2 separate regions of the Homo sapiens genome follow, and region 1 is linked to region 2. Evidence: read pairs that join two places in POLR2A ChIA-PET (ENCODE). Cell type or tissue: Caco-2. All regions are shown on one strand. Links, peaks and the distances in the headings refer to the core of each region. The heading gives the core; the rest is flanking DNA. Region 1 overlaps LOC124901567 (a long non-coding RNA gene). Region 2 overlaps LOC124901809 (a long non-coding RNA gene).

Region 1 (9,871 bases), core at 2,244-7,243, 450 kb before region 2:
GGCACATGCCACCACGCCTGGCTAATTTTTTGTATTTTAGTAGACACGGGATTTCACCATGTTGGCCAGGATGGTCTCGATATCCTGACCTCATGATCCGCCCGCCTCAGCCTCCCAAAGTGCTGGGATTACAGGTGTGAGCCACCACGCCCAGCCCTAAAGTTATTTCAATAAAGAATTTAAAATATATGGCCAGCCGTGGTGGCTCATGCCTGTAACTCCAGCACTTTGGGAGGCCAAGGCGGGAGGATCACTTGAGGTTAGAAGTTCGAGATCAGCCTGGACAACATGGCAAAACCCTGTCTCTACTAAATGCTGGGATTACAGGCATGAGCCACTGTACCTGGCCAATAATAAAATAATTCTACAACTTTGAAAATGTAAAGTCAGTCGGAGCCCTGAGCTTGTTTTCCTGCAACTAGATGGTCCCATCTGTGGGTGATGGGAGACAATGACAGATCATCAGGCATTAGATTCTCATAAGGAGTGTGAAACCTAATCCCTCTCATGCACAGTTCACAATGGGGTTCATGCTTCTGTGAGAACTGAATGCTGATGCTGATCTGACAAAGTGGAGCTCAGGCGGTAACGTCAGCGATGGGAGCGGCTGTAAATACAAATGAAGCTTTACTGGCTGGCCCGCTGCTCACCTCTGGCTATGTGGCCTGGTTCCTAACAGGCCACATTCTGTGGCCCGGGGGTTGGGGACCCCTGCTGTAAACGACGGTCTTGGTGTGGTCAGGAGCAGAGGCCCCTGGGAGCTGGTGCTCCACCTCCTTCAAGGTGCCGGACCTCAGCGGGGCCTGTGCTCTATCCACAAGCCTGCTTGCTTCTGGGTCCCGATTTTGTCTGTTAGTGCTTGTCTTCTTGTTGGAAGCCATCTCTTCCCTGGTGGGATGAATGAGCTATTAACAAATTATTTATTTATTTATTTAATTTTTTTTGGAGATGGAGTCTCGCTCTGTCGCCCAGGCTGGAGTGCAGTGGCACCATCTCAGCTCTCTGCAACCTCCGCCTCCCTGGTTCAAGCGACTCTCCTGCCTCAGCCTCCCAAGTAGCTGGGATTACAGGTGCGCACCACCACGAGCAGCTCATTTTTTTATATTTTTAGTAGAGATGGGGTTTCACCATGTTGGCCAGGCTGGTTTCGAACTCCTGACCTCAAGTGATCCACCCATCTCAGCCTCCCAAAGTGCTAGGATTACAACGTGAGCCACTGCATCTGGCTATATTTACTAGAGACAGGGTTTCACCATGTTGGCCAGGCTGGTCTCAAACTCCTGACCTCAAATGATCTGCCTGCCTCAGCCTCTCAAAATGCTCGGATTACAGGCATGAGCCCCTGCACATGGCCCCTTTGTTCCATTCTTTTATTTATTTATTTTAATTTTATTTTTTTAAGACAGAGTCTCGCTCTGTCGCCGAAGCTGGAGTGCAGTGGCGTGATCTCAGCTCACTGCAACCTCCTCCTTCCGAGTGCAAGCAATTCTCCTGCCTCAGCCTCCCAAGTAGCTGTGACTACAGGTGCACGCCACCATACCTGGCTAATTTGTTGTATTTTAGTAGAGATGGAGCTGCATCGTGTTGCCCAGGCTGGTCTCAAACCCCTGAGCTCAGGCAATCTGCCCACCTCGGCCTCCCAAAGTGCTAGGATTACAGGCATGAGCCACTGTGCCTGGCCATCGCATACTGTAAATAAACATTCAGACATGCAGAGGCTGCTAGCCTGGAGCACCTGTCAGTGACGGCAAGTCTTCCAGTCTGGACGGGCACAAAGTGGCTGTTATGTGAGCACATCCCTGGAGGGGCGGGATCCATGGGTGGTGAACACGGGGCCGTGCTCCCAGCCCTGCCCCGGGAGGGAAAGAATCTGGGCTGGAAGGTTTCCTGGGCCGCAGGCAGATGGAGGAACCCCGCGGCCCTGTGCTGGCTGCATTCTCACTGGTCTTCTGACGGGACGCCCTCGCCTGTCCAGGTGGTTCACTGTCATACTGCAGCAGGATGAGCCGCAGACAAAACTTTTCAGACACTGGATTCAAGAAGGAAGAGGTTTTTATTCGGCCGGGAGCGTCGGCAGACTTGCGTTTTAAGAGCTGAGCTCCTCGAAAAAGAAATTCTTGGCCTTTTTAAAGGGTTACAACTTTAAGGGGTCCACGTGAAAGAGTCGTGATACATCAAGCAAGCGTGGGAAACGTGACTGGGGGCAGCATCATCAGCTAACAGAACAGAAAGTCTTACAATGCTTTTTTCATAGTGCCTGGAATTTACAGATAACACAAGTAGTTTAGCTCAGGGGTTGATGTTATTATTATTACTTTTTTTAACTCCTAGGGCTGGGTGGTGGTGCCAAGGTTGTCTGGCTATTTATCTTACTTTTGTTTTTTTTTCTAACTTTTTGCTTCTTCTCTCCTCCTGTCTTGTGAACTAGGCAAGGTGCAGGGAGGAGGGCAGCAGGGGTAGTAGCGGTCTCCTTCCGTATCCCCCACTTTGAGAATTTTCACTAAGTAGTGGGAGTTCTCACTTTTATTTCTACTTTTTGAGTCTTTTTGTGAGACAGAGTGATCGTGTTTTATGTAATACACTTGCTCCTTCAAAACATGACATCCAGAGTGGATCATCTGAAACTCCTTCTTCCTCTTTGAGAAGAAAATAACAACTGAGGTCCCCAGTTCACTCTGCCAGAAGGAAAACATTAAGCTGAAAGCGGGGCCAAGTGAGAAACTGCCTTTCCTTTTGCTCCTCAGCAGGGTGCTACAGATAAAAGGTTAAACATCATTTATGCAGCCAAAAAACACATGAAAACATGCTCACCATCACTGGCCATCAGAGAAATGCAAATCAAAACCACAGTGAGATACCATCTCACACCAGTTAGAATGGCGATCATTAAAAAGTCAGGAAACAACAGGTGCTGGAGAGGATGTGGAGAAATAGGACACTTTCACACTGTTGGTGAGACTGTAAACTAGTTCAACCATTGTGGAAGTCGGTGTGGCGATTCCTCAGGGATCTAGAACTAGAAATACCATTTGACCCAGCCATCCCATTACTGGGTATATACCCAAAGGATTATAAATCATGCTGCTATAAAGACACATGCACACGTATGTTTACTGCAGCACTATTCACAATAGCAAAGACTTGGAACCAACCCAAATGTCCAACAACGATAGACTGGATTAAGAAAATGTGGCACATATACACCATGGAATACTATGCAGCCATAAAAAATGATGAGTTCATGTCCTTTGTAGGAACATGGATGAAACTGGAAATCATCATTCTCAGCAAACTATCGCAAGGACAAAAAAACCAAACACCGCATGTTCTCACTCATAGGTGGGAATTGAACAATGAGAACACACGGACACAGGAAGGGGAACATCACACTCTGAGGACTGTTGTGGGGTCGGGGGAGGGGGGAGGGATAGCATTAGGAGATATACCTAATGTTAAATGACGAGTTAATGGGTGCAGCACACCAACATGGCACATGTATACATATGTAACTAACCTGCACATTGTGCACATGTACCCTAAAACTTAAAGTATAATAATAATAAAAAAATAAATAAATAAAATTAAAAAAAGTTTAAATATCCACGGGTAAGGCATTCCAGGTTCACCTTCTCTTTTGTAAAGAGTGGATTTTTGGAGCACCGGCTCTTCCCCTGCCTGTTCCTTTTCTCTTGAAACTTGAGGATTCAACAATGTGACCACACCGTCCCTGTTTCCCCTCCAGCCCACTTTCCTCCTTTAAATACTGAAGGCCTAAAAGTCTTTTTTTTTTTTTTTTTTTTTCGGAGACAGAGTCTCACTCTGTCACCCAGGCTGCAGTGCAGTGGCGCGATCTCGGCTCACTGCAACCTCCACCTCCTGGGTTCAAGCGATTCTCCTGCCTCAGCCTCCCGAGTAGCTGGGACTACAGGTGCCCGCCACCACGCCCAGCTAATTTTTTTCTATTTTTAGTAGAGATGGGGTTTCACCATGTAGGTCAGGATGGTCTCGATCTCTTGACCTCGTGATCCACCCGCCTCGGCCTCCCAAAGTGCTGGGATTACAGGCGTGAGCCACCGCGCCCGGCCATGAATTTACCTAAATATTGGAGTAGTGTGCGCTGTGAGTCCGTGTGTGATGGGATCCCACTGCCTCACTGGACATTGTCTGAATTGACTTTCACTTAGAGCATGTTTATAAAGGGTAATTAAAATGTGCTAATCGGAAGCTGTATTAAAACTCACTGGCGATTGCAGCAACTGTTCAGCTTAGAATTTAGAGCAACAAAAGGTTTTTTTTAGGCGAGTGTTTTCTCACTGATATTGTACAGAAGGGTGACGCATGGTGTTAATAAAAGGCAGCGGGACTTTTAATTGGTGATGACTGTTTCTCAGTTCCCAGCACTCCCAGGCCTCTCGGGTCCTGCCAGCATGAGGCAGAGGGCGACGAGCCCACCCCTCAGGTGCGCCCACCCCTCAGGTGCACCCACCCCTCAGGCTGGCTCTGTGGGAGACCCCACCCTTGTCCTCTGCAGATTAGACAGACTCTGTGGGTGTGGACCCTGCCCTGCCCAGGTCCAGGTTAGATTCTGCGGGTGTGGACCCTCCCAGGCTCTGGTCCAGGTTAGAGTCTGCGGGTGTGGACCCTTCCCCTGCCCGGGTCCAGGTTAGAGTCCCTGGGTTTAGGCCCTGCCCCAGTCCAGGTTAGATTCTGTGGGTGTGGATGGACCCTGCCCTGCCTGGGTCCAGGTTAGAGTCCGCGGGTGCGGACCCCGCCCTGCCCGGGTCCAGGTTACAGTCCGCGGGTGCGGACCCCGCCCTGCCCGGGTCCAGGTTACAGTCCAAGGGTGTGGACCCCGCCCTGCCCGGGTCCAGGTTACAGTCCGCGGGTGTGGACCCTGCCCTGCCCAGGTCCAGGTTACAGTCCGCGGGTGTGGACCCCACCTGGGTCCAGGTTACAGTCTGTGGGTGTGGACCCCGCCCTGCCCGGGTCCAGGTTACAGTCTGTGGGTGTGGACCCTGCCCTGGCAGCGCAGGCGGCTGGCGCTGTGCTTGTCCCGGGCCACGCCTCTGGAGGCCTTTGCGTGATGGTGCCACCCTCTGGGCTCCTCCTGCCCCCGGACCTGGATCCCTGCGGGGAACCCTTCCGCATCCCACATCTCTGTCCTGCATCCCGGGATGGAGCCCACAGGGACCCCAGGAAAAGGCCCCGTAAAGGATTGGGGGCTCAGAGACATCCCCTGGACCCGGATCCCTGCACTGCAGACTGGGCAACAGAGCAAGACTCTCGTCTCCAGAAAAAAAAAAAAAAGGAAAAGAAAAAAGAAAAGAAAACAAAATATAAGGAAACTAACGTAAGGATGACAGTGCCAGCAATGAGCTAGGAAGAGAACATGGAGACGCCTAATAATAGATTCTTCTGTCTACAGTTACCTTGTTGTCAGCCAAGAGTGAGCACTGCCTTGTCTCCTAAGTGACACTTTCCAAGACATTAAGAGAAGCGTTGAGTAAATGCCTAAACACAAATGAGCAGGTGCTTTTCCCCTTGGGGCAGGTTCTAGGCCTCAGGGTCCAGGCCAGCTCCTGGAGCCATCATTTGCTTGTAAGAAGAGTCACAGGAGAGCGGCACAGACCCTTGGGTACAACATCAAGGACATGCCGAGGTCAAAGGAAGAAGGCGGAGAGGGTGAGGCCTGCGTGGAGGCTGCAGCCTCCTCTCTGTGAAAGGCACTGCCTGAGACCTCTTAAAATGCTTTTAAAAGGCTGGGCGCGGTGGCTCACGCCTGTAATGCCAGCATTTTGGGAGGCCCAGGTGGGTGAATCATTTGAGGTCAGGAGTTTGAGACCAGCCTGGCCAATGTGGTGAAACCCCATCTCTACTAAAAATACAAAAATCATTTGGGCATGGTGGTGGGCGCCTGTAGCCCTAGCTACTTGGGAGGCTGAGGCAGGAGAATCACTTGAACCCAGGAGGGAGAGGTTGCAGTGAGCTGAGATTGCAGCACTGCCCTCCAGCCTGGGTGACAGAGCGAGACTCCGTCTCAAAACAACAACAAACCATGGTATTCATAGCCCACCAGCCTGAGTAACATCCAGGGATTGTTTCTCTCTCTGACATCAGATGGACAATGCTATTTATAGAATTCTGGGCTGGGCACGGTGGCTCATGCCTGTAATCCCAGCACGTTGGGAGGCCAAGGCGGGTGGATCACGAGGTCAGGAGTTCGAGACCAGCCTGACCAACATGGTGAAACTCCATCTCTACTAAACAAACAAACAAAAAATACAAAAATTAGCCAGGTGTGGTGGCATGCGCCTGTAATCCCAGCTACTCAGGAGGCTGAGGCAGGAGAATTGCTCGAACCCAGGAGGTGGAGGTAGCGGTGAGCCGAGATCGCACCACTGCACTCCAGCTTGGGTGACAGAGCGAGACTCTGTCTCAAAAAAAAAAAAGAAAAAAAATAGAATTCTGGAAAATGGGGAGAAGTCAGGAGAAATATTCTATCGCTGTAAGAACGTGGGGTACAGTGCAGTTTCGTTACATGCATAGATTGCATTCTGGATACTGGTCAAGTCAGGGCTGTTGGGGATCCATCGCCCGAATATCATATGTTGTACCCACTAAGTCATTTTACATCATCCACTCCCTTTTCTCCCTTCACCCTTCTGAGTCTCCACTGTCTATCATTCTCTATGTCCACGTGTTCACATTTTCTAGCACCCACTCATGAGTCAAAATATGTGGTATTTGACTTTCTGCACCTGGCTTGTTTCACTAAGATCATGGCCTCCAGTTCCATCTATGTTGCTGCAAAAGTCAGGATCTCGTTCTTTTTTTTGAGACGGAGTCTGGCTCTGTCACCCAGGCTGGAGTGCAGTGGCACGATCTCCACTCACTGCAAGCTCCGCCTCCCGGGTTCACGCCATTCTCCTGCCTCAGCCTCCCAAGTAGCTGGGACTACAGGCGCCCGCCACCACGCCCGGCTAATTTTTTTTTTGTATTTTTAGTAGAGACGGGGTTTCACCGTGTTAGCCAGGATGGTCTCTATCTCCTGACCTTGTGATCTGCCCGCCTCGGCCTCCCAAAGTGCTGGGATTACAGGCGTGAGCCACTGCGCCCGGCTGGTGTTTTATTTTTTTGTAGCTATTATAAGTGTGATTGCCTTGATTTCTTTGTCAACTAGATCATTATTAACGGACAGAAATACTACTGATCTGTGTATGTTGATTTTGTATTCTGCAGCTTAACTGCATTCATCCCATCTAAGAGCTTTTTGGAAGGTTTTCTAGATATATGATCATATCATCAGCAAATGGGGATAATTTGACTTATTTTCCAATTTAGATGCCTTTTATTTCTTTCTCTTGCCTGATTGCTCTGGCTAGGATGAAAGATTTATCTTTAAAGAAAATTTAACTAAGTTCTCAGGCTAGTGAGGAGACACCTGGTAGTGGAAAATCAAGTGCTCAGTAAAAGGGACACCGCCCGGCCTGCTCCCACCTGGAGAAGAGCCTCCAAGAGCACTCAGGCTGAGCCTGTGTCTTCCATGCTTAGCCAGGTGACTGTTTTTGAAGTGTGATTTTTTCATTATAAAAACTCATGCAGAATTCACACATACACAAGTAGAGAGAATAATATAATAAACATAAAGAGCCTCCATATAGTCATCATTGATTCGGTGATTTAAAAAGGAGTAGGCTGGGCACAGCGGCTCATGCCTGTCCTCCCAGCACTTTGGGAGGCTGAGTTAGGAGGTTCGTTTCAGCCGGAGAGTTCGAGACCAGTCTGGGCAACATAGTGAGAACTCGTCTCTACTAAAAATAAAAAATTAGCTGGGGGTGGTGGTGTGCATCTGTAGTCCCAGTTACTCCGGAGGCTGAGGCGGGAGGATCGCTTGAGCTTGGGAGGCTGGGGCTGCAGTGAGCTGTGAGGGCACCCTTGTGCTCCAGCCTGGGTGACAGAGTGAGACCCTGGCTCAGAGGAAAAAAGAAAGGACTATAGAACAGCTTTGCCTGTTCTCGAGTTCCATATAAATTATATGAGATACAGTCTTTCCTCACTGGCCTGGTGTCTGTGGGAGCTGTCTCCGTTGCAGTGTGCCCTGTCGTTCGACTACAGAATCGTATTCTGTTGTCTGGATAGACTGTAGTTTGTTTATACTGCAGATGGACTGTTGATGGACATTTGGGTTTTTTCCAATTTGAGGCTAGAATAAAGCTGCTATGAGCACTTGGCTACAAGTCTCTGCATTTTCATTTCTCAATAAGACAAGTTTTGTTTGTTTGCTTTGAGATGGGGTCTTGTTCTGTCACCCAGGCTGGAGTGCCATGATGCCATCAAGACCCACTGCAGCCTCCACTTTCAGGTTCAAGCAATCCTCCTGCCTCAGCCTCCCAAAGTGTTGCGATTACAGCCGTGGGCCACCACACCCTGCCCAAGACAACTTTCTGATAAAGCTTTTGCTTTGACATCCTGAACACCCTTCCCTGGGACAGGGGTTCGTGATACAGAAGAAACAAGTGTGCTGACTTGTGAGCCGAGAACAGCATCAGGTGTCAGTGAGGCTTCGATTACAGGTTAGTCTCAGCAGAGTTGTTTTTGACTGGGTAATAAATACGTGCACTAAAAGTAAATTCCATGGTACCGAGAGGAGTAAATTCCATGGAACCGAGAGGAGTAAATTCCATGGTACCAAGAGGTAAAGACTGGACTCTCACTCCAGTCCCTGGGGCACTCAGGTCCCTTCTCCAGAGGCCTCACTGTTCAACTGGTTTCTTTTGTCCCCTCCAGAAATTTTTTATGCCTAAGCAAAAGAAGCAGCTCCCTTTTTTTTTTTTCTTCAGACGGAGTCTCACTTTGTCGCCCAGGCTGGAGTGCAGTGGCAAGATCTCGGCTCACCACAACCTCCACCTCCCAGGTTCAAGCAATTCTCCTGCCTCAGCCTCCCGAGTAGCTGGGATTACAGGTATGCGCCACCACACCCAGCTAATTTTTGTAGTTTTAGTAGAGACGGGGTTTCACTATGTTGGCCAGGCTGGTCTCGAACTGCTGACCTCGTGATCTGCCCGCCTCGGCCTCACAAAGTGCTGGGATTTCAGGCGTGAACCACCGCACCCAGCCTGTGCTCCTTGTTTTTTAAAATTAACAATGTGTTTTGGAGATCATCCCATACTGATATAGAAGGCTGTCTTTGGCTACAAAAAGGTGAGTGTTTTTTCTTCAACCAACCAGCTCCCACCCTCCAGTAACCTCAGCTCTTCATTTAGGTCACAGAAAGGGGATTACAAAGGGAAGTAGAAATTGCCTTTGAATCACAGTGTAGGTAAGAACAAATAGATGAGTTGTTTTTATTTATTTTTTTGAGACAGAGTCTCACTCTGTCACCCAGGCTGGAGTGCAGTGGCGTGATCTCAGCTCACTGTAACGTCCGTCTCCTGGGTTCAAGCAATTCTCTCACCTCAGCTTACTGAGTAGCTTTGATACAAGCGCCCACCACCAGCCCCGGCTAATTTTTGTATTTTCAGTATAGATGAGGTTTCACTATCTTGGCCAGGCTGGTCTTGAACTCCTGACCTCAAGTGATCCACCAGCCTTTGGCTTCCCAAAGTGCTGGGATTACAGGCATAAGCAACCGTGCCTGGCCTATGACAAGAGCTTTTTGTTTGTTTGTTTGAGATGGGGTCTCGCACGATTGCCCAGGTTGGAGTGCAGTGGTGCAATCGTAGCTCACTACAGCCTCAACATCCTAGGCCCAGGAGATCCTCCCGCCTCTGCCTCCCGAGTAGCTGGAATTACAGGTATGCACCAACATGCCAGGTTAGTTTTTTTTTTTTTTTTTTCTGGAGAGACAGGGTCTCCTTATGATTCCCAAGCT
Region 2 (9,871 bases), core at 3,199-8,198:
TTGGGTGTGTTGAAAATGGAAACGCAGCCGCCCACCCTGGGCTATCTATTCCTGGAGCAAAATGCTAAGTTCCTTTGAGCCTGAGGTGCTCCCAGCTCCAGCCTCATCCCAGAGACCCGTCACCAACCTGTGGTCTGCAGAGATTAGGTGGGACCAAGCCGGGGTCTCCATGGTCAGGCCTGGAAGGCTGTGCTCTCCCCGGACCACCAGGGGCTCAGCCACACTTCCGGGGCCCAGCAAGGATGTCCGTGGGTCGCCCCTGGTTCTTTGATCCTGTGCTGATTTAGAATCTGAATCTCTGTACTCAGGAAAGGCTTAGGAATCGAGAGCTGCAGAGATAAAGCAACAAGGGACCCCCAGCAGGGACTGGAGGGATTCTGAGCCCCCCGGAGCTGCTGGTGGTCCTGAGGTGCCACGGACGTGAGTGCCCAGGCCTGCACGGGGCCCCTCGGTCTTTGGACCCTGGCACTGTTGGACAGATCTCCCCGCAGGCTGCCCAGCGCTTGCAAGCGACAAGGCAAAGAGCCGGAGAGAGAAACCGAGGAGGAACACCTGCCTCTGCCCTGGTAATTAATTCAGGTTAAATTAAAAAGGGACTGGCGTGCCCACAGACACAGCAGGGAGAGGAAATTGGTTTTCTCCAGCCCAGCAAGAGAGATGTTGCTGTGAGATGTCCCTCCCTCCGCTTGTGGCCCTGCCCCCAGACGCCCGGTGGGGGCCTCTGTGTTCTGGGTGCTGTCTTCCACCTTCTCAGGAATGGCTCAGACCTGGGATGGAGCTGGGGCCCCTCAGCTGCCCCATGCACCCTGGGGCTGGAGCTCTGTCGAGGCAATAGTGGACATGGGATTGGTGGCAGGGACCCTGAACCCCGTCCCCGCGGCCTGGGGTCAACGAGAAGGTCGTGGTGAGGAGCGGAGGGGGGCTGGGGGGTCAGGAGCCTCCCTTCCCGCGCTACTCAGCGGGGACTGTGGGGCAGGCTGGTGGAATGCAACCCACAGGGCAGGGTTTTCCATGGCTGGGAGGCCCCTCAGGGCTTGTGGGCAGCTTCCCAAGGGGCAGAAGCGAGCGCAACTGCTGTTCCCAAGTGCGGGAAGATTCCGGGAGGGCAGGGCCGTTGGTTCTGCTCTGAACCAGTCAAGGTGAGTTCAGGGCAGCAATGGCGGAGAGGTCAGCAATGGCGGAGGGGTCAGCGACAGAGGAGAGGTCAGCGTTGGCGGAGAGGTCAGCAATGGCAGATAGGTCACCATTGGTGGAAGGGTCAGCAATGGCGGAGGGGGTCAGTGTTGGTGGAGGTCAGCATTGGTGGAGGGGTCAGTGATGGCAAAGGGGTCAGCGTTGGCGTCGTTCCCTTCTGCAAATTGTTGGCCACATCTTTGGCCCGAGGGAAGGACTACCTGGAAGCGTCTTGGGGTGATCCCTACAGCCCGCCGAGGCCCTGCCCTGACCCCTGGGCAGAGCTTGATGTTGTCCACCAAGGAGGAACCTCAGTCTCCAAGGGCAAGAACGTGTGTCCAGGGATCAGGCAAGAGCTGGGGTCGCCCGGCCCGTCTCACTCAGAGCATGTGTCTGCTTGTGGACCAGGGAGATGTCTAGACACCCTGGGGGGACTCCCGCTCCACTAGCTTCAGAGGCCCACCCTAGAGGGTGTTTCTGGGAGGGACAGGAGGGTTTATGGGAGGGGCGGTGGCCTTGGCCATATGGTCTTCCCCACTGGTTCCCAGGGTGACCACGTGGCCACCCCCTGCCTCCCGCCCACACCCCCTTGTCACTGGGGTGTTTGTCTGAGTCTTGAGGCCCAAAGCACGCCCACCGCTGCACATCCGATGCCAGAGGCCGCCCTGGGCAGCAGCGGTGTTTGTCGGCATGAGAGCCCCAGGTGGCAGCGGTGGTTGTTGGCGCGTGAGCCCCGGGTGGCGGCGGTGGTGGTTGGCGTGTGAGCCCCGGGTGGCGGTGGTGTTTGTTGGCGTGTGAGCCCCGGGCGGCGGCAGTGGTGGTTGGCGTGTGAGCCCCGGGCGGCGGCGGTGGTGGTTGGCGTGTGACCCCGGGTGGCAGTGGTGTTTGTTGGCGTGTGAGCCCCGGGCGGCGGCGGTGGTGGTTGGCGTGTGAGCCCCGGGCGGCGGCGGTGTTTGTTGGCGCGTGAGCCCCGGGCGGCGGCGGTGGTGGTTGGCGTGTGAGCCCCGGGCGGCTGCGGTGGTGGTTGGCGTGTGACCCCGGGTGGCAGCGGTGGTGGTTGGCGTGAGACACAACCTCATCACTTCCAGGCTGGGGGCTCTTGACCTCATGGTGTGTTTTTGAGGGTTCTCCACAGAAACAGACCAACAGGAGGCAGAGGTATAGGGATGTCCCGTGAGGACCAGGCTCATCGACTAAGGAGGCCAAGGCGTCCCACCACCTGCGTCTGCAGGCTGGAGACCCAGGGAGCCTGTACAGTGCGTTCCGGTCGAGCCTGAAAGCCTGAAACCGCGGGAGCCGATGGAGTGAGCCCCGTCCTAGGGCAGGAGAGGAGGAGGAGGAGATGAGATGATCCCGTTCAGGCAGGCAGAGTGCAAACCAGCCTCACTCAGGGCTGGAGTGGTGCCCGTGTACACTGGGGAGGCATCTTCGCTCATTTTCAGTTCGAATGCCAAGCTCTTCCGGAAGCACCCCCTCAGACACCCCTGAAATAATGCTTAGGCGGATACTAGGCACCCGTGACCCAGTCAAGGGGACACAAATCATGCATCCTGTGGAGCTTGGAGGCTGTCCCGCTCACACCCTGCCCACCCTGACCATCTGTCTCTTCTTTCCTGCGCCCCTCTGCCTCCCCCTCTCCCTCTTCTCCTGTCTCTCTCTTTTCTCAGTCACATAAAATAGCTCACGATTTTCTCCAGGATTCACTGAAAACAAACCAAAACAACAAAACCAAGACAAAACAACACGAAAACCCCACAAAATATCAGCCTTTCATATAATTCATTTTTTTTTCTTTTGTTTTTTGAGATGGAGTCTCGCTCTGTCGCCCAGGCTGCAGTGCAATGACATGATCTCGGCTCACTGCAAGCTCCGCCTCCCGTGTTCACACCATTCTCCCGCCTCAGCCTCCCGAGTAGCTGGGACTACAGGCGCCCGCCACCACGCCCAGCTAATTTTTTTGTATTTTTAGTAGAGATGGGGTTTCACTGTGTTAGCCAGGATGGTCTCAATCTCCTGACCTCGTGATCCTCCCACCTTGGCCTCCCAAAGTGCTGGGATTACAGGCGTGAGCCACCACGCCCGGCTAATTTTTTGTATTTTTAGTAGAGACGGGGTTTCACCGTGTTAGCCAGGATGGTCTGTGTGGTGGCTCACGCCTGTAATCCCAGCACTTTGGGAGGCCGAGGTGGGTGGATCACGAGCTCAGGAGATCACATAATTCTCTAAGAAGTAAAAAAAACAGCAGAAATCGTCCATACAGAGTAATCGTTACCCACTAACATATCCACAGCCAATTTTCCTTTGGGCTAGAGGGAAAGAATTTTGCAACATTTGACCTCCCAAAAAGTGGATGTTGATTCCACAAAGATGGGGATGTTGAGGAGTGAGTGGGGAGAGGCCTGCATCTGCCCCAGCGACTGATCTCACCCTGTCCACAGGTTCCCAAAGGACCCCCGTGTGAGAAGCCGTGATCATGAACACGGATACAAAGAACTCAGAGTAAATCATAATTTTGTTGTAAAACGGAAATGGAAGAAAAATGAGCTCTGTGAACATAATTTCAGGCAAATGAAAAATTGATTGGAAACGGACTTCAAGGTTAGACCATTGGTCCAGGATTCATGACACCGGATCGATAGTGTTTGCTCTGGAAAATACCTTTTCACTGAACATCCACGAACAAAGGCAAGGTTATAATAAAGCTTTTGGAATTCAAATTGTTACCAGGGTCAGCACGCTCTCACTCTGCACACGCACACATACGCGCTCAGACACACGTGCACACACGAGCACGCACCTGCATACACGCTCCCTGCCTGGGGCCAGCTGAGCTCTCCTGCCCTGCCTGGAACGTGCCTCTCCTTCATGGAAACAGGGAGGACCTGGGGTCACACGGCTGAGCCCACACTCCAGCTCTTGCTGCTCTGTGGCCCAGGTCTTTGCTTGGTCTTGAACGGGGTTCCCAGGTCCTGATCTGTGCTTCCCGACTTCCTCTGTGTGAGCCCAATAATCTACACTCCCCTGGAATGTGTCCGTTCGAAGGAAGATCCCACTGGCGTGTGCGTGGAGTCCTCCACCACAGGTGAGGAGCACCTGGCACCTGGGACTGGGTTCAGCCACTGTCCCGCCGCTGTCCTGTCCTGTGGCCGCTGTGGGGGCGACTCTGGCCCTCCCCATCTCCCCTGTTAGTGGCCCCCAGGGCCCTCAGCCTCCCTCTCCTCCTGCTCCCTCTCCCAGTTGCCAACTCCCAGCCTGGCCCAGAAGACCACCTGCCCCCCATGTCGGAGAAGTTGCCGCAGACCTGACCTGCCAGGGCAGGGGTTAGACTCCCCGCCCCACCCAGCCAGGGCGTCTTTTCTGCCCGCGGGTGGGTGCAAGCAGGCTCCCCCCAGCCACTCGGCTTCTGCAGGGCTGAGCTTCACTGCCCTGGACAAGAATGGACAAGAACCGGACCGAGGCCGCCCATGGACAGCCAGCCAGCCAGGCTCCGCTCGGCCTCTGACCCACCGCCTGGCTTGGGCACCACGGCTCCTCTCTGCCAGTGGCTGGGGGGCGGCCTGGGCATCCCCATGAGCACAGACTCCTCGGAATCCTGAGAGGCCCTCCCCTCCCCTTCCCTCCCCTGCCCAGTCACACCCAGTTCTTTCAGCAGGGGAGCTGGGGGACACTGACTTCAACATGGGCCTGGGTTTGGAGGAGCTTGTCCCTCTCATGCTCCTCATATGCCCAGTGAAGCCTCAGCCAGGGACAGGCACGGAGCCCTTCCCGGCCTCATGGCGCTTCCTGAAGTCGGAATGTGCGTCTTCAAGCTGTTACCGCATCCCCCTTGCCTGTGAGGAACCCCACAGTGCTGTACGGCCCCGGGCTTCAGGGCACGCCGCCCTTTGTCCGCTAACTAGTGTGGTTGTGTGGTTCTCTGAATAGCCTGCATGTCACGTTTGACCCTCAGCGTGTGCAGCTCCAGCGTGTGCAGCTCCAGCGTGTGCAGCTCGGGGACAGGGTTTGCCTCCTTCACTGCTGGGTCCTCTGGTCTCACGGTGCTGGGTTCCAGGCACGGGAACCCCCAGAAACCTCGAGGTCTGGCCTGGTCTGGCAGGCGGGGCCTCCAGGGAGCCAAGAAACGGGGCCTCCCTGCCCCGGACTGCCCAGAAATGATTAACGCGGGAGGCTCTGGAGGCTTTGTTTCTCCTGGGCTGGGATGGGGGTGCGGGTGGCCGGGGGTCACGGCCCGGGCGAGCGCCTGTCTTATCTCTCCCAGGCCTCTCTGGTTTCAGCCTCGTATTTGTTCTGACATTAGGTGGGCGTTATCTCCAATTCGTGGCTTCTCGATACAACCCCAGATGCTGCTGGGAGTTTCTCTGGGGTTCTGGGGCCCTCTGGGGCTGGTTGAGAGGGGACTCACTGCCCACGAGGGGCTTCACCCCTCCCCAGAGCCTGAGCTCCAGAGGCCTGAGAGACGCCACCGCCTGCAGGTGCCACGGGGCTCTGTTTTCTTATTTCTGCTTCTTTCTTTTAAAAAGGGTGCGGTTTCCTCCGCTAGAGCAGGGACCCATCCGTGGTGGTTCAGAGTGTTGGCTCTTGTCTGGTGGCCAAGGGCTGCCCTGCTCCGGCCTCTGGGATGCACTTGTGGACTGGGCCTGATTTGGCCATTGGAGTCTGGGTCTTCCGCTGCGCTTGGGGCCTGCATGTTGAGCTTCTGTCCTGGAGAGGTGTGGACAGAGCCACCAAAGGCCAAGGGCCCAGCAAGGGCTCTTCCTACCCAGGCTGAGGCCTGCAGCCTGGACCCCACCTCTTCCTGCTCCAGGGCCTCCTTCCTGACCCCCTGGCTCTGCTCCCCTCATCTGGCCACCCCAGAGGCCCTTCCTGTCAGCTCACTAGGCCCTCAGGAGGGTAAAAATCCAAAATGAGTGGAGACGGGGGCTCGATACCCACAGCCAGGAGCACAGTGGGTCAGAAACACGGCAGGTGTCATCAGAAGTCTGATTAGATTCTCCGTGGAGCTGGAAATGCAAATATTGATAGAAGTCGGAAGACTTAGTGATCTCTGGTCAGATATGATGTCACCTCGAACACCTGTTTCTGGACAGAGTTTCGAGAACATGTGACGTGTGTCACACGCTGGCACTGCCAAGGGAGGCTGATAGTGTAATCGCCGCAAGGTTACTGGCCGGGGCCCGAGGGATAAGGAGGGCAACATGTGGCCCGGGCAGGCTGTTTGCTGAGCTGCCAGCACCAACCGCTGGGGCCTGGCCTGCAGGACTCACCAAACCCTGCCATCCCGGTCTGGCCAGGCCTGGCCAGCAGACATGTGCCAAACAGTGAGCTGTTCTCCGGCCCCCGGAACTTATCTTGAGTCAATAGAAATGCTGGGCAGTTATAGAGGCTATTAACAGGGGCCAGGAGACAAGGGCTGCATTCAGGCCCGCAGCCTGGTTTCCAATGAGCTCAGCTGCTCCACAGCTGGGGCCAGGGACAGACTCACACCCCCACCGGCCAGGCCTGTCTTCCCCACTGGTAAACAAGGGGGCGGGAGACAGGGGACAAGGGACAGGGCGCTGAGTGCCTGGGAGCTGGACACACAGCCACATCGAGGGGCCCGAGAAAGTCCTCACGCCCCAGCAGGTGTGGCAGCAGTCAGGGTGCACGGGACCTGCCCACACAGGTGCAGGTGAACTAGGAGGTGGCGCGTGGCCATTTCCTCCTTTTGCAGGACAGACCAGGACGTGGCTGATAACACCTGCCCCGGCAAGACAGGGTTTCTAGAAAAACATGCTTGATGGTCAGAAAAAGTTTGGAGTCATTGAAGTGAGCAGGGGTAGTGGGAACCTACACACCGGATCCCAGTATCTCTGGAGTGTTGAGGGCTGCTGGGGACCCTTGCTGTCAGAAACATGCCTGGTGTGGACCCGTGAGCAGAAGGAAATGTCGTCCTTACTGCTGCATTCTGTCCTGTCTCCTCGGGCAGCTCTGGACCAGATGAAGACCACTAGGGTCAGGCGTGGATGCCGGGGGACAAGCGTGGATGCCGGGGGAGAATTTGTCCGTTGATTTGGCCACACAGGCCGGTGCTTCTCACACATTGTCAAATGCAGGAATCGCCTGAGGGTCTTGTGATTTAGGAGGTCGGGGCGGAGCCCTGTGATGCTGGAGCTGCAGGCCCAGGAACCCCACTTCGACTACCCAGGCTGGAGACGACGCTGGTGTGGGGGAATTGTCACCTCTGAAGAAACAATGTTTCCATTAAGCAGTGCTCGGTTTGCCCTGAAGAGTCCAGGGTGGTGAGAGATGACAATTTGAGGGGACGCCCCTCTGGAGTGGGGGGGTGGGAGAGCTCACGTGGAAGAGGCACCCACGCAGGCCGGAAAACATGGAGACCCTCAGGTTATACAGTTACCCAGGCCCCTCAACAGCATGGCTCCTTCCGCCCGCACACTCCTGCCCTGCAGTGTGAACCGGGGATGCATTTTAGCACAGAGCCTTCCCTAGAGCCTGCGGCTGGAAAGTCCCTGCACCGGATCGGACGGTATCCCCTCAAAATTCGTGCCCACCCAAACCCTCGAATGTGACCTTTGGAAACAGGGTCTTCGCAGATGTAATTAGCTGAGGACCTCAAGCTGGAATCCTCTTGGATGTCCAGTGGGCCGTAAATCAAATGACAAGTGTCCTTATCAGAAGAGGAGAACAGAGAGAAGCGGGCCACAGAGACATGGAGACAGAGATCCGAGTGGCATGGCCAGAAGACAAGGAGTGGCAAGGACCGCGGCCAGCACCGGAGGCGGGAGGGGCCTGGAGCCGACGCTCCCTCGTGGCCCTCAGGGGGACCCACCCTGCCGGCCTCCTCAGTTCAGACGCCCTTCTGTTGCGTTAAGCCCTGCTGTGCACGGTAATGTATTCCGATGAGATGCCCAGGAGCCTCACACAGCCTTTTCCCTGTTCCTCAGTAACCCTCGGGCAAGGTCGCTATCATATTCCTGTGCATGGCACACTCACTGCACCCTCCCGTGTGCCGCGTAGAGGGGTGCCACACAGATGGTGCCGTTCCTCCCTCAGAGGGATTTGTTGCTTTAATAGACACTAAGCCTACTGACCCACGGCCCCTTGGGTCCCCTTTCAGTCCACTTGCAGGTGCATCGGACGGCTCCCGTGCACCCTGACTGACGCCTCTCTCAGGTCCCTGTATGCCACTGCAGCTTCGCATAGGGGGCTGGAAACGTTTTCAGCCTCACTCAGGACAGCCCCAAAGTGCCAGGTGTTATTGTTTCCAGGGGCAACCTCAGGCCAGTGACAGATGCCAGTCCTGGAGATGCCCCGGGATTCCTGTCCCTCCATAGGGTGGCGTCGAGGTGTGTTTCACAACAGCTCCTCAGGGGTTGCCAGCACGGTGGAGCCCCAGCTGCCTGCAGCAGAACCTGCTCCTCTGTGGGTCTTCAACCCACACCTTCCCTGTGCTTCTGAGACCACCTCCCAAAGCACATCCTCCACCGAACCGTTGCCTTAAGTCCTGATTTTGGCAAATCCAAAGTGAGACCCGTGCTGGGATCCAATTGCTCTCCTGCTTAGGCCAGTCCTTTAGGAGAGGATGTCACAAGGTAGCCAGAGGCTGGGTCTTGGGGCTTCCTCCGAGGCCCCTGTGGGAAGATGGCAGGCCCCAAATGGTGGCCGCCTCCAGGAATTTCCCAGTGCTGTGAGGGAGGCATGTGGTCTGTTTCCTACGGAGCTTGGAGCAGCCTGGGGATGGAGGGCCGCCTCTGGGGAGGAGGGGCTGGTATGGGCTTTGGCCATCCAAGCCCCCAGTGAATGATTTCTGGGCACTGAGTGTGTGCTGGGCAAGGTGCTGGGATGCACTGGGGGTGCACCAGTGAGAGGGGAGTGGAGTATAATGGGGAAAAGGCACCTGGTTCCATCTGGGAATGTTCTGGCTGGGCAGAAGGATCTGGAGGCTAAGGCTTGAAGCTGGGAGTTTAAGACCAGCCTGTGCAACATAGCAAGACCTGGTCTCTACAAAACATTTAAAAATTAGCTGGGTGTGGCAGCGTGCACTTGTAGTCCCACCTACTTGGGAGGCTGAGGGCGGAGGATCCCTTGAGCCCACGAGGTCAAGTCCGCAGTGAACTATGATCACGCCACTGCACTCTAGCCTGGGTGACTGAGCAAGACCCTGTCGCAAAAAAAGAAAAAAAATTAAGAAAGAAAGGAGATTCTGCTGAAAGCTAAGTTTCTCTGGAAGATGGACTGACTAAGAGAGAAACTGAAGCTTGGGCTTTGGGAGGTCACAGAGGGAACAGGACTTCAGTCCAGGGTGTGTCCAGGGCCCACAGTAGCGGCAAGGATGATGGTTGCTGAGTGTTTCCTGTGTCCCCCAGGGTGCATCTCACTTTTAAACCCTCCCAACGAGCCTGGAGCCCTCTCCTGCAGTGGAGGTAACTAAGGCTGAGAGCACAGGAGGGGCTTGTCTGGGCCATGCACAGCAACCTGCCGTGCTAGAGCTGCTGGGTGCATGGCTCCCACCAGCAGCACCTGGAGGCCTCCAGCAGAGCTGCCCATCCTGCCCTTAGGACACCGGCAGCCAGGACGTGCCCTGGACGCTGCCATCCTCGTCGCACAGAGCGGGGCTCTTGGGGGTCCTGCACGGAGTCCTGCCTGCCCTAGACCTGGGAAGGTATGGAGGAGAGTGAGCGATCCAGCTCTCCCACCCCCG

Evidence for each region. Peaks named below come from ENCODE experiments on the same cell type or tissue, not always from the same donor. Only the 100,000 strongest peaks of a DNase experiment are listed, where the experiment ranks them.
Region 1: POLR2A ChIA-PET joins it to region 2 with 12 read pairs; 2 of 35 experiments call an interaction of 5 or more read pairs at or near these places.

The regions. Positions count from the first base shown.
Region 1 is chr7:789,983-799,853 of GRCh38, reverse strand. LOC124901567 (a long non-coding RNA gene) reads right to left here. Exons shown (of 2, transcript XR_007060175.1): 2 at 2,035-2,751. Among named protein-coding and RNA genes, the nearest start is that of SUN1, 38 kb to the left of the region's middle. RefSeq lists an enhancer at 1,765-2,265. In Caco-2, for the core only: no CTCF peak of the experiment used is centred there; no DNase peak of the experiment used is centred there.
Region 2 is chr7:338,880-348,750 of GRCh38, reverse strand. It overlaps LOC124901809 (a long non-coding RNA gene), which reads left to right. Exons shown (of 2, transcript XR_007060633.1): 1 at 1-566; 2 at 3,612-3,890. Among named protein-coding and RNA genes, the nearest start is that of FOXL3-OT1, 53 kb to the right of the region's middle. RefSeq lists an enhancer at 4,529-5,158. In Caco-2, for the core only: no CTCF peak of the experiment used is centred there; DNase peaks (open chromatin) are centred at 5,380, 5,803 and 6,600.